Regions from separate parts of the Homo sapiens genome. Here region 1 is linked to region 2. Evidence: chromatin contacts called from ENCODE Hi-C or POLR2A ChIA-PET data. All regions are on one chromosome and are shown on one strand. Each heading gives the region's core, a stretch centred on a gene start or an enhancer-like site at or near the end of the contact. The rest is flanking DNA. Distances are from core to core; before and after follow the strand shown. Region 1 overlaps NMT1 (N-myristoyltransferase 1). Region 2 holds the start of EFTUD2 (elongation factor Tu GTP binding domain containing 2).

What was found. Hi-C counts contacts between places; a loop is a spot of excess contacts on that map. ChIA-PET counts read pairs that join two places held with the same protein, here RNA polymerase II (POLR2A). Pooled maps may share reads with other maps.
Region 1: a loop to region 2 is called in a pooled map, with 2.6 times the contacts of the local background. The contact joins the enhancer-like site here to the promoter of EFTUD2 in region 2. A Hi-C loop is called at or near these places in 7 of 168 maps with a recorded cell type or tissue (B cell, CD4-positive, alpha-beta T cell, CD4-positive, alpha-beta memory T cell and 3 more), 18 of 37 single-sample maps with no recorded cell type and 18 of 50 pooled maps. POLR2A ChIA-PET finds 5 or more read pairs at or near these places in 23 of 52 experiments (A549, B cell, CD4-positive, alpha-beta T cell and 18 more).

Annotation. Positions count from the first base shown.
Region 1 is chr17:45,073,913-45,079,911 of GRCh38, reverse strand. The region is part of intron 1 of NMT1 (N-myristoyltransferase 1); the gene reads right to left. Among named protein-coding and RNA genes, the nearest start is that of NMT1, 16 kb to the right of the region's middle. Within about 2 kb of position 2,076, at least 3 of the 41 ENCODE cell types and tissues checked have a DNase peak (open chromatin) inside an H3K27ac peak, as active enhancers do; they include B cell and GM12878, where a contact is called at or near this core.
Region 2 is chr17:44,897,424-44,903,122 of GRCh38, reverse strand. It overlaps EFTUD2 (elongation factor Tu GTP binding domain containing 2), which reads left to right and starts at 3,678. Exons shown (of 28, transcript NM_004247.4): 1 at 3,678-3,754. It overlaps DNAAF19 (dynein axonemal assembly factor 19), which reads right to left and starts at 3,394. Exons shown (of 4, transcript NM_213607.3): 1 at 3,264-3,394; 2 at 1,982-2,133; 3 at 1,471-1,603; 4 at 1-758. The coding sequence starts at 2,124. The coding sequence ends at 306.

The sequences.
Region 1 (5,999 bases), core at 827-3,326, 180 kb before region 2:
TCTGGCTAAATGGTAAAACACCGTCTCTACTAAAAATACAAAAAATTAGCCAGGCGTGGTGGCAGGCGCCTATAGTCCCAGCTACTTGGGAGGCTGAGGTAGGAGAATGGCGTGAACCTGGGAGGCGGAGCTTGCAGTGAGCCGAGATTGCGCCACTGCACTCCAGCCTGGGCGACAGAGCGAGACTCCGTCTCAAAAAATAAAAATAAATAAATAAATAAAAGAAACATGTCTGTGTGTATGCACGTGTGCATGTGTGCACGTGATCAAGGGGACTTCCTTGTGCTGCTTTCCCCTACATGACACACCCCATGAATGAAGCAAAAAGTTTCTTAGCCTCATTAATGTTTTATTAAATTAAAAAATAGAGACAGGGGTCTCCCTATGTTACCCAGGCTGGTCTCAAATTCTAGGTTTGAGTGATCCTGCTGCCTTGAACTCCCAAAGTGCTGGGATTACAGGTGTGAGCCACCATGCTCAGCCTCTTAGCCACACTGAAAAGTCAAAATTGGCTGGGCGCGGTGGCTTATGCCTGTAATCCCAGCACTTTGGGAAGCCGCGGCAGACAGATCATGAGGTCAGGAGTTCGAGACCAGCCTGACCCACATGGTGAAACCCCGTCTCTACTAAAAATACAAAATTAGCCAGGCGTGGAGGCATGCGCCTGTAATCCCAGCTACTTGGGAGGCTGAGGCAGGAGAACTGCTTGAACCCGGGAGGCTGTGGTTGCAGTGAGCCAATATCATGCCATTGCACTCCAGCTCTGGGCGACAGAGCAAGACTCCATCTTGGGGAAAAAAAAAAAAAGAAAAAGAAAAGAAAAGAAAAAAAGAAAAGTCAAAATTAGGAGTCCAACCTGAGTACAGTGAATCCTAATCTGTAGAATCAGCTAAACACAGAGGTAATTTTAACTGTATATTTTAGACAATCAATTTTCAAATAATTGAAAGGTCCAGCATGGTGGGTCATGCCTGTAATCCCAACACTTTGGGAGGAAAAGGCAGGCGGATCACTTGAGCTCAGGAGTTTGAGACCAGCCTGGGCAACATGGCGAAACCCCGTCTCTAACACAAATCCAAAAATTAGCCAGGTGTGGTGGTGCACACTTGTAGTCCCAACTACTGGGGAGGCTGAGTTGAGAGGTTGGCTTGAAGCCTGGGAGGAGGAGCCTGCAGTGAGCTAAAATCGCACAACTATACTCCAGCCTGGGCAATACAGCCAGACACTGTCTCAAAACAAACAAACAAACAAACAAAAAAACACCAAAACCCCCAAGAATTAAAACAATATAAAATACAATTTTCCATTAACATTATGTTAAATACAATTTATAATTCAGAAAGACTTCAGGGTCTCAAAATGCCTCGGAGTTATTATGAATATTACTATCATCTCACAGACAGATACTGTGTATATATATATATACAGGGAGAAAGTGATCTGAAATCACATGCTGCCAATTCTCTTCACAGAATGTCTTCAGATTCTCCTATCTCTTCCTGTTCCTGGGAGGAATGCTCACATCCAGACTTCATGACCTTACCCTTGGACTTAAGTTACCTCCAGCCTTTTCTGGATCTCTTTGCCTTCACAATCTTTCTGCATCACCTGAACTCTATATAGCTGTGGGACTCACCTCTGTGAAAATGGCTTTCCATGTGTCCCCCCCATGCTTGAAATCCTAGAGTAACAGCGGCTTCTTAACTTGGAAGGTATCAAGCCCAATTTTTCCCTAGGCCTATCACCCTCATTTCCCACTTACGCTGTCCACTCTTGCCTCCCACAGCTTCCATCTGGCCGGGCCTCTCAGTGCCCCTGATGCAGAAAGACTGTGACAGGGAGAGATCCAGTTAAGTCTGAAGGTTCCTTTAGTCCAAGCATAAGGTCATGAAGTCTAGATGCAAGTACACCTACTTGGTATGATATTAATGAGACCCAGAAGGCATTAACATGGAAGGAAGACTGAGAACATTCAAAGGGGAAATAAGGTAACTTCCTTAAAACCAGATGCTCAGCAAAACCCCCAAGGCCATGGCAAACAACAGAAACCATAAAGTCATTTATGGCCTAAAGATAACTTCTTCTTCTTAGTAACTCAATTTTGTTATTGCACACAGGACCATCTGCAGCCTAGGACAACTCTGTGGTTTTCCTACTCCAGATATTTTCACTTCAGTCTCAGGATTACGTGAAGCATTATAAGATTTAAAAACTGGCTCATAGGCTGGGTGCGGTGGCTCACGCCTGTAATCTCAGCACTTTGGGAGGCCAAGGCAGGCGGATCACCTGAGGTCGGGAGTTCGAGACCAGCCTGACCAATAAGGAGAAACCCTGTCTCTACTAAAAATACAAAATTAGCCGGGCGTGGTGGCACATGCCTGTAATCCCAGCTACTCGGGAGGCTGAGGCAGGAGAATCACTTGAACCTGGGAGGTGAAGATTGTGGTAAGCCAAGATTGCACCACTATACTACAGCCTGGGTAAGAAGATCAAAACTCCATCTCAAAAAACAAACAAACAAGACCTGGCTGATATTAGGAGACAAAGCAGTGTCCCATTGTTGGATACAATTTATAATATAAATTCTTATTCATAACAGCTTATGGAACAAATTATCTGGTCCATAACCACAAATTAGCTGGTTCCATAACAGCTTATGGAACAAATTATGGTAATATGAATTACCATAAGAATAACTTTTTATAATTCTACAAAAGAAAGAATCAAAAAGGTAAGGTGAAGAACTGCTGTAGATTAACCAACTGGATACTTACTAAACATAATTTCACATGGGGAAAATAATTACTTCTTCCAACTTTAAAAGTCTTTACAAATATGCAAAATCACTGTAAAAACTACCTTCCTGCCTTTGTTCTTCCTATTTAGCGGAGATACTTCCATGTAGCTATCACCTCATGAACCCAATTTTTGTGGAAGGATCTTGGGCTGAACTCTTGTTCTGCTTTATGCATTGCCAATACAAGTATCTAGAAATCTCCAAGACCGAAACTAAAATCAGAGAGCAAATTTCATTTTCTTTATATTGGCTTGAATTTGTACAAGCAGCCAGTTACTGAGCAAAAATCCTGTTTCAACTTGTACATCAAGCACACGGCTGAAGAACACAGGGAAGTTGTTTTTTCTTTTCTTTTTTTTTTTTTGAGACAGAGTTTCACTCTTGTTGCCCAGGCTGGAGTGCAATGGCACGATCTCAGCTCACTGCAGCCTCCGCCTCCTAGGTTCAAGGGATTCTCCTGCCTCAGCTTCCCAAGTAGTTGGGATTATAAGCATGTGCCATCACACCCAGCTAATTTTTGTATTTTTAGTAGAGACAGGGTCTCACCAAGTTGGTCAGTCTGGTCTCAAACTCCTGACCTCAGGTGATTCACCTGCCTCAGCTTCCCAAAGTACTAGGATTACAGGCATGAGCCACCGTGCCTGGCCACTTTTTTTTTTTTTTCTTTAATGAGTCATTTTCACTGAGCTACCAAGTATTGAGCCCCATCCGTGAGGACACATTATGAGTACACATAGTCTTACAGTCAACACCCCCAAACAGAAGACAACCAATTCAGCAAAACCAGACTTCCAAGGAGCCCACTCCAGTTAGCTTTCATGGTAATTATAATAATTTTAATTATTCATAGGGAACCAAGCTCAGAGGCCTTGAGAGTAGAACTTCAAAAAGCATCCTAGCAAGCCAACGCCACTTCACAGAAGAATGGCCTCAATTTGGACTAAGGGAAAACAAAACTAGAGGACCCCACAGAAGCCAGGCTAATCCTTCTCCAGGAATCTGGCATCATTTTTTGTTTGTTTCTTGATTCATGTTTTTTGTTTTTGAGATGGAGTCTCGCTCTGTCACCCAGGCTGGAGTACAATGGCACAATCTTGGCTCACTGCAGCCTCCTCATCACAGGTTCCAGTGATTCTTCTGCCTCAGCCTCCTGGGTAGCTGGGAATACAGGCACATACCACCATACCCAGCTAATCTGTGTATTTTTAGTAGAGATGAGGTCTCGCCATGTTGGTCAGGCTGGTCTTGAACTCCTGACTTCAGGTGATCTGCCTGCCTCAGCCGCTCAAAGTGCTAGGATTACAGGCGTAAGCCACCGTGCCTGGCCTCTTTTTTTGTTTTGTTTTGAGACGGAGTCTTGCTCTGTTGCCAGCCTGGAGTGCAGTGCCGTGTTCTCAGCTCACTGCAACCTCCGCCTCCTGGGTTCAGCGATTCTCCTGCCTCAGCCTCCTGAGTAGCTGGGACTACCACCATGCCTGGCTAATTTTTCATACTTTTAGTAGAGACGGGGTTTCACCATGTTGGCCAGGCTGGTCTTGAACTCCTGACCTCATGATCTGCCAGCCTTGGCCTCCCAAAGTGCTGGGATTACAGGCGTGAGCCACCACGCCCAGCCATTTTTTTTTTTTTAAGACAAGAGTCTCGCTCTGTTGCCCAGCCTCTAGTGCAGTGGTGTGATCTCGGCTCACTGCAACCTCCACCTCCCAGGTTCAAGCAAATCCTCACACCTCGGCCTCCTGAGTAGCTGGGATTACAGGCGCCCAGCATCAGGCCCAGCTAATTTTTATATTTTTAGTAGAGACGGGGTTTCACCATGTTGGCCAGTCTGGTCTTGGACTCCTGACCTCAAGTGATCCACTCACCTCAGCCTCCCAACATGCTAGGATTACAGGCGTGAGCCACCGCACCTGGCTGTTTGTTCATTTTTGAGACAGGGTCTTGCTCTGTCACCCAGGCTGGAGTGCAGTGGCACGATCATGGCTCACTGCAGCCTCCAGCTCCTGCCTCCAACTCCTGGCTCAAACAATCCTCCTGCTTCAGCATCCTGAGTAATTGGGGCTACAGGTGTGCACCACCATGCCTGGCTAATTTTAGGCTGGGCTCAAACTCCTGGGCTCAAGCAATCCTCCTGCCTTGGCCTCCAAAAGTGCTGGGATTATGGGAATGAGCCACCGTGCCTGGCTGGCATCCTTTTTAAAGGGATTTGAAGTCCACACCCACTGGGTGGGAATCCTAGGGCATGCTGCGATTCGGCACACTGAAATAGAAATCTCTCACAGATCTAAGCTGCCAGTCACCTTATTTCAAACTGAGATTGGCCAGAACCAGAATCTTAGAATACAGCAAACCAAAGTCCAACTTGTTTCACTTGGTTCCAAAATAAAGAGTAGAGAATTCAGTAAAGTTTGCCTTGGTGCAGCAACAGAAGTGCCTCCTCCCCCAGAAGGCAGATGGCAGTTCATACAAAAATTGTGAGACTTATATTCTAAAGTTGATCAACTCAAGAAGTCATCAATGACCAACCTAGCAAATACAGGGTGAATTAGAATAAAAGATCCAGGAACAGAGCAGAAAAGCAATCAAGAAATGTCATCTCGGCCGGGCACGATGGCTCACGCCTGTAATACCAGCACTTTGGGAGGCCGAGGTGGGCAGATCACGAGGTCAGGAGATCGCGACCATCCTGGCTAACATGGTGAAACCCCGTCTCTACTAAAAAACAATACAAAAAAATTAGCTGGGCGTGGTGGTGGGCGCCTGTAGTCCCAGCTACTCGGGAGGCTGAGGCAGGAGAATGGCGTGAACCCAGGAGGCGGAGCTTGCAGTGAGCAGAGAACCAGCCACTGCACTCCGGCCTGGGCGACTGAGCGAGACTCTGTCTCAAAAAAAAAAAAAAAGTCATCTTTTAATGAAGACCAAAATGTTACAAGTTCAAAGATGTAAGACATCCTAAGGATGCTCCTGTATAAATTCAGACCTTGGGGAGGAGATGGAAAACTAACTTCAGTACTTATTTCTAGAAATAGAGCGCAATGCTGGGTATGTGAGCGGGTGGGAGGTAAGGGTAAGCTGGCAGATGAACAGCAGGAGAAGAGGAACTTCTAGACAACAGGAGCAGCGAGGGTCCATATGTGGGCCTCCTCTCAGTCTTACTGGATGATGCAATCCGCTCAAAACTGCATGCCTGGGAAGAAAAAGCTCT
Region 2 (5,699 bases), core at 2,429-4,928:
TTGGGCACACACTCATCTCTCAAGGCCAGTGGGCTAGAGGCTTGGCAGACTCTAAGGGTGGGAAACAAAACCGCTCTCAACTTCCTGAGCTCTTGACTGTCCATGGATACACACAGTTCAAAACAGCGAGACACTGAGGGACTGGAGAAGTGGGGAAGACTTGATTCCTGTTTTTGCTCTGAAAATTCCAAGTTGAGAAGGGAACCAGGTGTGGGTTTCTTATTATGGTCCTGCAGAACCCCCAAGACAACAACCAAAAAACTGCCTCCAGTGACCACTGGGACCTCTGAGGGTAGCTTGCCGCATCAGTCAACCTGGTACAGCTCCAGCAGCTCCTGCAGGAGCCTCTCCTCCTCCTGGAGCCCACCAGACTGCTCCTCCAGACCCTGCTCCTCCCAGCTGAGCCCCTCCTTCACGGATCTGGGGTTGCCCATGGCTTGCAGCTTCTGAAACAAGCCCTTGCAGCTCTCTCTCTCTGCCCGGCTCAGCAGGCTTAGGTTCAGGGTGAAGCGCCCAGTGCTCGCCAGGCTGCATAGGATCCCCAGCACCGCTGCCCGGTCAGCCGGCCCCACGTGATCAGCCAGTGCCACCAGCAGCTCCCCAAGAAGTCCAAATCCCACATCTGTCTGGAAGAGGCAGCCGAGCCTTGGACCCCCAAGCTGCAGTAGAGCCTGGTAGCGCTCTGGCCCACTTGGCAAGTGTCGTCGCCAATCACGATAGAAGTCAGCAGACGTCTCGGGCTGGAGGGGGGCTTTCTCCTGGACCACAAAGGAAGGAAAGGGAGTCAGGAGCTCTTCCAGCTGTTCTGCAACAGTGACAGGGAGGGGAGCCTGTAGCTCTTCATCTTACTGTCTTCATCTCACTACTGTCTGAGCACTGGGAAAGCTGTGGTCCTTGGCGGCCTCATTTTCAGATGAGGAAACTGGGGATGAAACAGGGAGGGCCCCAAGGAATCCACGCCATGATTTGAGATTCTCATTTATACTGGAATTTTCCTACTCATGAATGGAGACATAGCTCTGGTCTTCAAGAGTAAGTCAGGGTTTACTGTAAGTCGGGTGGATGGGTTGATTGGAAATCTCAGGAAGAGAGAAAGGAACTCAAGGATCTGAATGTTGGGGTCTCTCTCTCAACACTGCCACAGGATCATTACACTAGACACCATACAACCCAGAGGCAGAGCATCCCAATTCTGATCTGAGAATGAAAGTCAAAGGACTAAGGGAAGCCGACCTTCCTAGCCCAACTTTCTGACTCATTCTGCCCACTTCAACTCAGCTTTGCCATCTGCTGTTTGTTTTTCTTTCTGGGATTGGAGGCAGAAACCTATCTCTGTTGGTTTAACATGACAAATAAAGAAGAGGTATGTGTGGTTAAAAAAACAAAACAAAACAAAACAAAATGAAAAAACAGGATTGAAGCTTTAGGGCAGAGAATCCTGCTGGACTAAAGGGGCAGGGCCTCACCTACCGGGGAGATTTCAGTGGCCACATCCTGGAAGGTCCTTCCCTGAATAGTGTGACAGTTCCAGGGCACAGTTCTCTTTCCTCCCATCTTATCCTTCCGCTCCAGTGGCTTCAGATGTGATGCAAGGACAATACCCCTGTAGGCAAAGGACAGAAATTAGGCAATGGACTTAATGCTGTGTCTGTGGGTGTGAGGCAGCTAGACTTTGCATGGTATAGGATAAACCTGTTACGGACCAATATGACCATAATAATAACAACAGCGATAGCTGACTGCTTTCAAGCACCTCACATGTGTCAGACACTTGCTCAGTCTTATGTGCAAGAACTCATTTAATTATAACAGTTACTGTTCTACAGATAAATAATTGAGACTCAGAGAAGTTAAGGAAATTGCATAAGATCAAACAGTAGACGGTGGGGCCAGGACTGAAGCCCAGAATGGTTTGATTTCAGAGTTAACTACTATAATCCACCATAACAGGAGGGCCTGAGAAAAATGGCAGTGAGCCAACCTGAACTCCTCATAGGAAGCCACCCTCTGTTCCACTGCCCGTAACTTGGCAGCATTCTCCCGTTTGTACTTCTCATCAGCAGTGAGTGCAGCCTGCAGCTCTTTCTCCAAAGCCTTGAAGTTGATGATGTCATTCCTTTCCATGGCCTGTGCCTGGGAAGGCAAAGGGAATACATGTCAGTGGACAGTCAATATCAGGGGAAAGAGGGTACCTCTGAATTATTCACCAGAACACAAAATGACCCCAAAGCACTCTGGACATCATGTCACTCAGATTGGGAGGTGTTACAAAAATCTGGTTTTCTATTTTACAAAGACAAGTTGAATTTCACAGTGAGGACTTACACAAGACTTGTCCCTGAAAATAGAATACAGAGTCCTGACTTTCAATTTGGAGTTCTGTCTTAATTTTGCTCTTTGCCTCTAAAAATATTTTTAATTTTGGTGCTTCAGTCGAGGAGGCATTGGGATCTCAGAATTCAGTTTCTTCACTCTTCCCCCATAGGATTGTTCTACAGCAAGTCGTTTCGACAGGGGACCTCACACAAAGGCAGAACTCTTGTTAGTTACCCTTGAGCTCGGGGATAAAGTTTCATTCTTCATTGAATGTCTTTAATGAGGAAGGAGACTTTCACCCAAACCAGATGCAATGACTGAGCAGGAAATCAAGTAGAAGGGGCAAAGGAAGGAGCTCAATGACCCCATCCCCAAATCCCTCTGTCCAGCCCAGGGCTGGAACAGAGGTCCCTAGGTACCTGGGCAATGCCTTTAGTTCTATCACTGTACTTCTGTAGTTTCTGCATATCTGAGGCTGACTGATCATTTCTACAGAGATATTCTTTTCTTTTTTTTTTTTTCTGGCTCTGTTGCCCAGGCTGGAGTGCAGTGGCGCGATCTTGGCTCATTGCAACCTCTGCCTCCGGGGTTCAAGCAATTTTCGATCCTGACCTCAAGTAATCCGCGCGCCTCGGCCTCCCAAAGTGCTGGGATTACAGGCGTGAGCCACTGCAGAGAGATTCTCTACGTGGGTTCTAGTCGTGGCTCTGGCATTTACTTGTGGGACCTCTCTGAACTGCAAACTCCTAGTGAGTTGAGCTAGATTTTGTGGCGGGGTCATCACCAACAGCCCTAGCGCAAGGAAGCAGGAAGTCCCCAACCAATCCCATAGCCACCCTACCCCAACGTAGGGAATCTGAACGCCAAGAAGGGGCTGGGGTGGCCAGTAACCGAAATCAGGTGTCCAGTTCTCAGCCCTCCCCAGGCATTTAATACATAGAACTAACCCTTCCGTCCCCTTACTCAGCCTCCCGGACCTTCACCCCAGCAGTCCCGGCCTTGGTCCCCTTGCTTTCTTTGGGGATCCCCTGATAAACCAGAACAGGAGGGCAACCCCGCGCAGACCACGCCCGCAGCTGTGGTTGCCTAGCAACTGCGCTAACAGCCTGACCACGTGATCTGCCCGAAGGCCCCTCCCCCCATTTTCAGGGTGGTCCCGAGGCGCCTGATCAGATTCGTTCATCCTCAGCTCTCACCCTCTTTGGAGCAGCCCACGTCTTGGGCTACTCGTCTTGGGGACCCGCTACTCCGCCTTGCCAGTCCGCGGCGGGCATACCTCGGAACTGGTCCTCAGGCAGAGGGTTGTCCTCCCGGGCAGAAAGGCGACAGCGGCGTCTGCGGGGTCCTTCCTGGCGGCGGGCGCAGGCGTTTCCTCGGCGTGGGGCGGAAGCACGATCTCCGGCAGCGGCCTGGGAACTCTTAGCTGAGCAGGCGAGAGGTAAGTTGAAGCGGGTCAGCGGCACGGAAGGGTTGCTCCAGGTGGGATAGGAAATTAAAAAGCGTCAGATCTGGAAGGGGCCTTATATGCTATTGGCCCCTTTCGCTTTACGGATCGGTAAATTGAGGCCTGGAGCGGGAAAAAGAATGGAAGACCCTGTCGTCCTCGTGCCTTCCCAAGGCTTCCGAAGCGCGCACACACGCACACACCTCGATTTCGGGGCTGCCTCTATAGCCTCAGTCCGTAAAATCGTATCGCTAGGTAGGAGTGGTGCTCTAACTGTCCAGTCCCCTCGCTCACTTCCTCTTCTATCCGTGCCGCTTTCAGCCGTTCTTTGCCAAGTTCCCTCCGAAGTCCTCTGAGCTCCTGCATTGTAGCGGGAAGCGGCAGTGAGGTTTGTTACCATGAGTCGCTAGTTTTGTGTAACTGTGGGCAAATCAGCTATATTCTGTGTACCTTGTTAGAGTCATTCATTAGTTCAGTAAATACTTATTGAGGGCTTAGTCTATGCTAGGCACAGTACTAAGTGAACAAAGTCTTTGCTTCAATTGTAGTTGGGGAAATGAACAGTAAACAACTAGATACAAGTCAGCTAGTGATAAATGTATAACATTTGTGAATAGCAATAAAACAGTGAAAGTGGGAAGTTGGAGAGTATGTATGGGGGACTTTTTAGAGTGACAGAGAAGATGACATTTTAGTGGAGACTTGATTGAAATAAAGGAACAAGGTGAAAAATATCAAAGGGGAGAGCGTTTTGGACAAAGAGAAAGGCAAGTGCAGTGGCCCTGAGGCAGAAATGAGCTTGGCTTGTTCCATGAACAGCTTTCTATAACAGTTTCTTCAATCGGCCGGGCGCGGTGGCTCACGCCTGTAATCCCAGCACTTTGGGAGAAAGACGCGGGCGGATCACCTGAGGTCAGGAGTTCGAGACCAGCCTGGCCAACATGGTGAAAACCCATCTCTACTAAGAATACAAAAAAATTAGCCAGGCGTAGTGGTGCACTCCTGTAGTCCCAACTACTCGGGAGGCTGAGGCAGGAGAATCGCTTGAAACCAGGAGGCGGAGGTTGCAGTGAACTGAGATCGTGCCGTTGTACTCCAGCCTGGGCAACAAGAGCAAAACTCTGTCTCAAAAAATATATATAAAATAAATAAATAATTTCTTCAATCCCTTGACTGGGGTCTTGGGAGAATGAGATAAGCATAAATGCGATAGTAGCTTTTTAGAAGTAAAAAGAATATGCATGTGAAAGTTTCCATAATAATTTACATTTAATTATTGGTCCTTGGAGCTCCAATTCTCTCTCTACATTCAGCACCCAGCAGGTGGCATTGAGGGAGTTGGAGGTATCAGTCTAATCCAAGAAATATCAGCATCTTAAAATTAAACATCCCATTCAGTTAACATTTATCCAGTTCCTACTTATGCAAGGTGCTGTCTTGGCTATTGGCTGTGTTAGCATTGGTACTTTTTTCTCAATTATTTAAAAATGTAAAATGTGGCCGGGTGCGGTGGCTCACACCTGTAATCTCAGCACTTTGGGAGGCCGAGGTGGGCTAATCACCTGAGGTCAAGAGTTCGAGACTGCCTGGCCAACATGGTTGAAACCCCGTCTCTACTAAAAATACAAAAATTAGCCAAGTGTGATGGCGGGTGCCTGTAATCCCAGCTACTTGGGAGGTTGAGGCAGGAGAATCGCTTGAACCTGTGAGGCGGAGGTTGCAGTGAGTCGAGATCGTGCCACTGCACTCCAGCCTAGGCAACAGAGCGGGACTCCGTCTCAAAAAAATAAAAAAATAAAAATGTAAAATGCATTCTTAGCTGGAGGACCATGCAAAAACAGTTGGAGGGGCCAGATTTGGCCACAGGTCAGAGTTTGTCAACTCTTGCTCTAAAGTATTAGGAGGTGAAGAGGCATTGTGTCAGCAGCATACTGTCAAA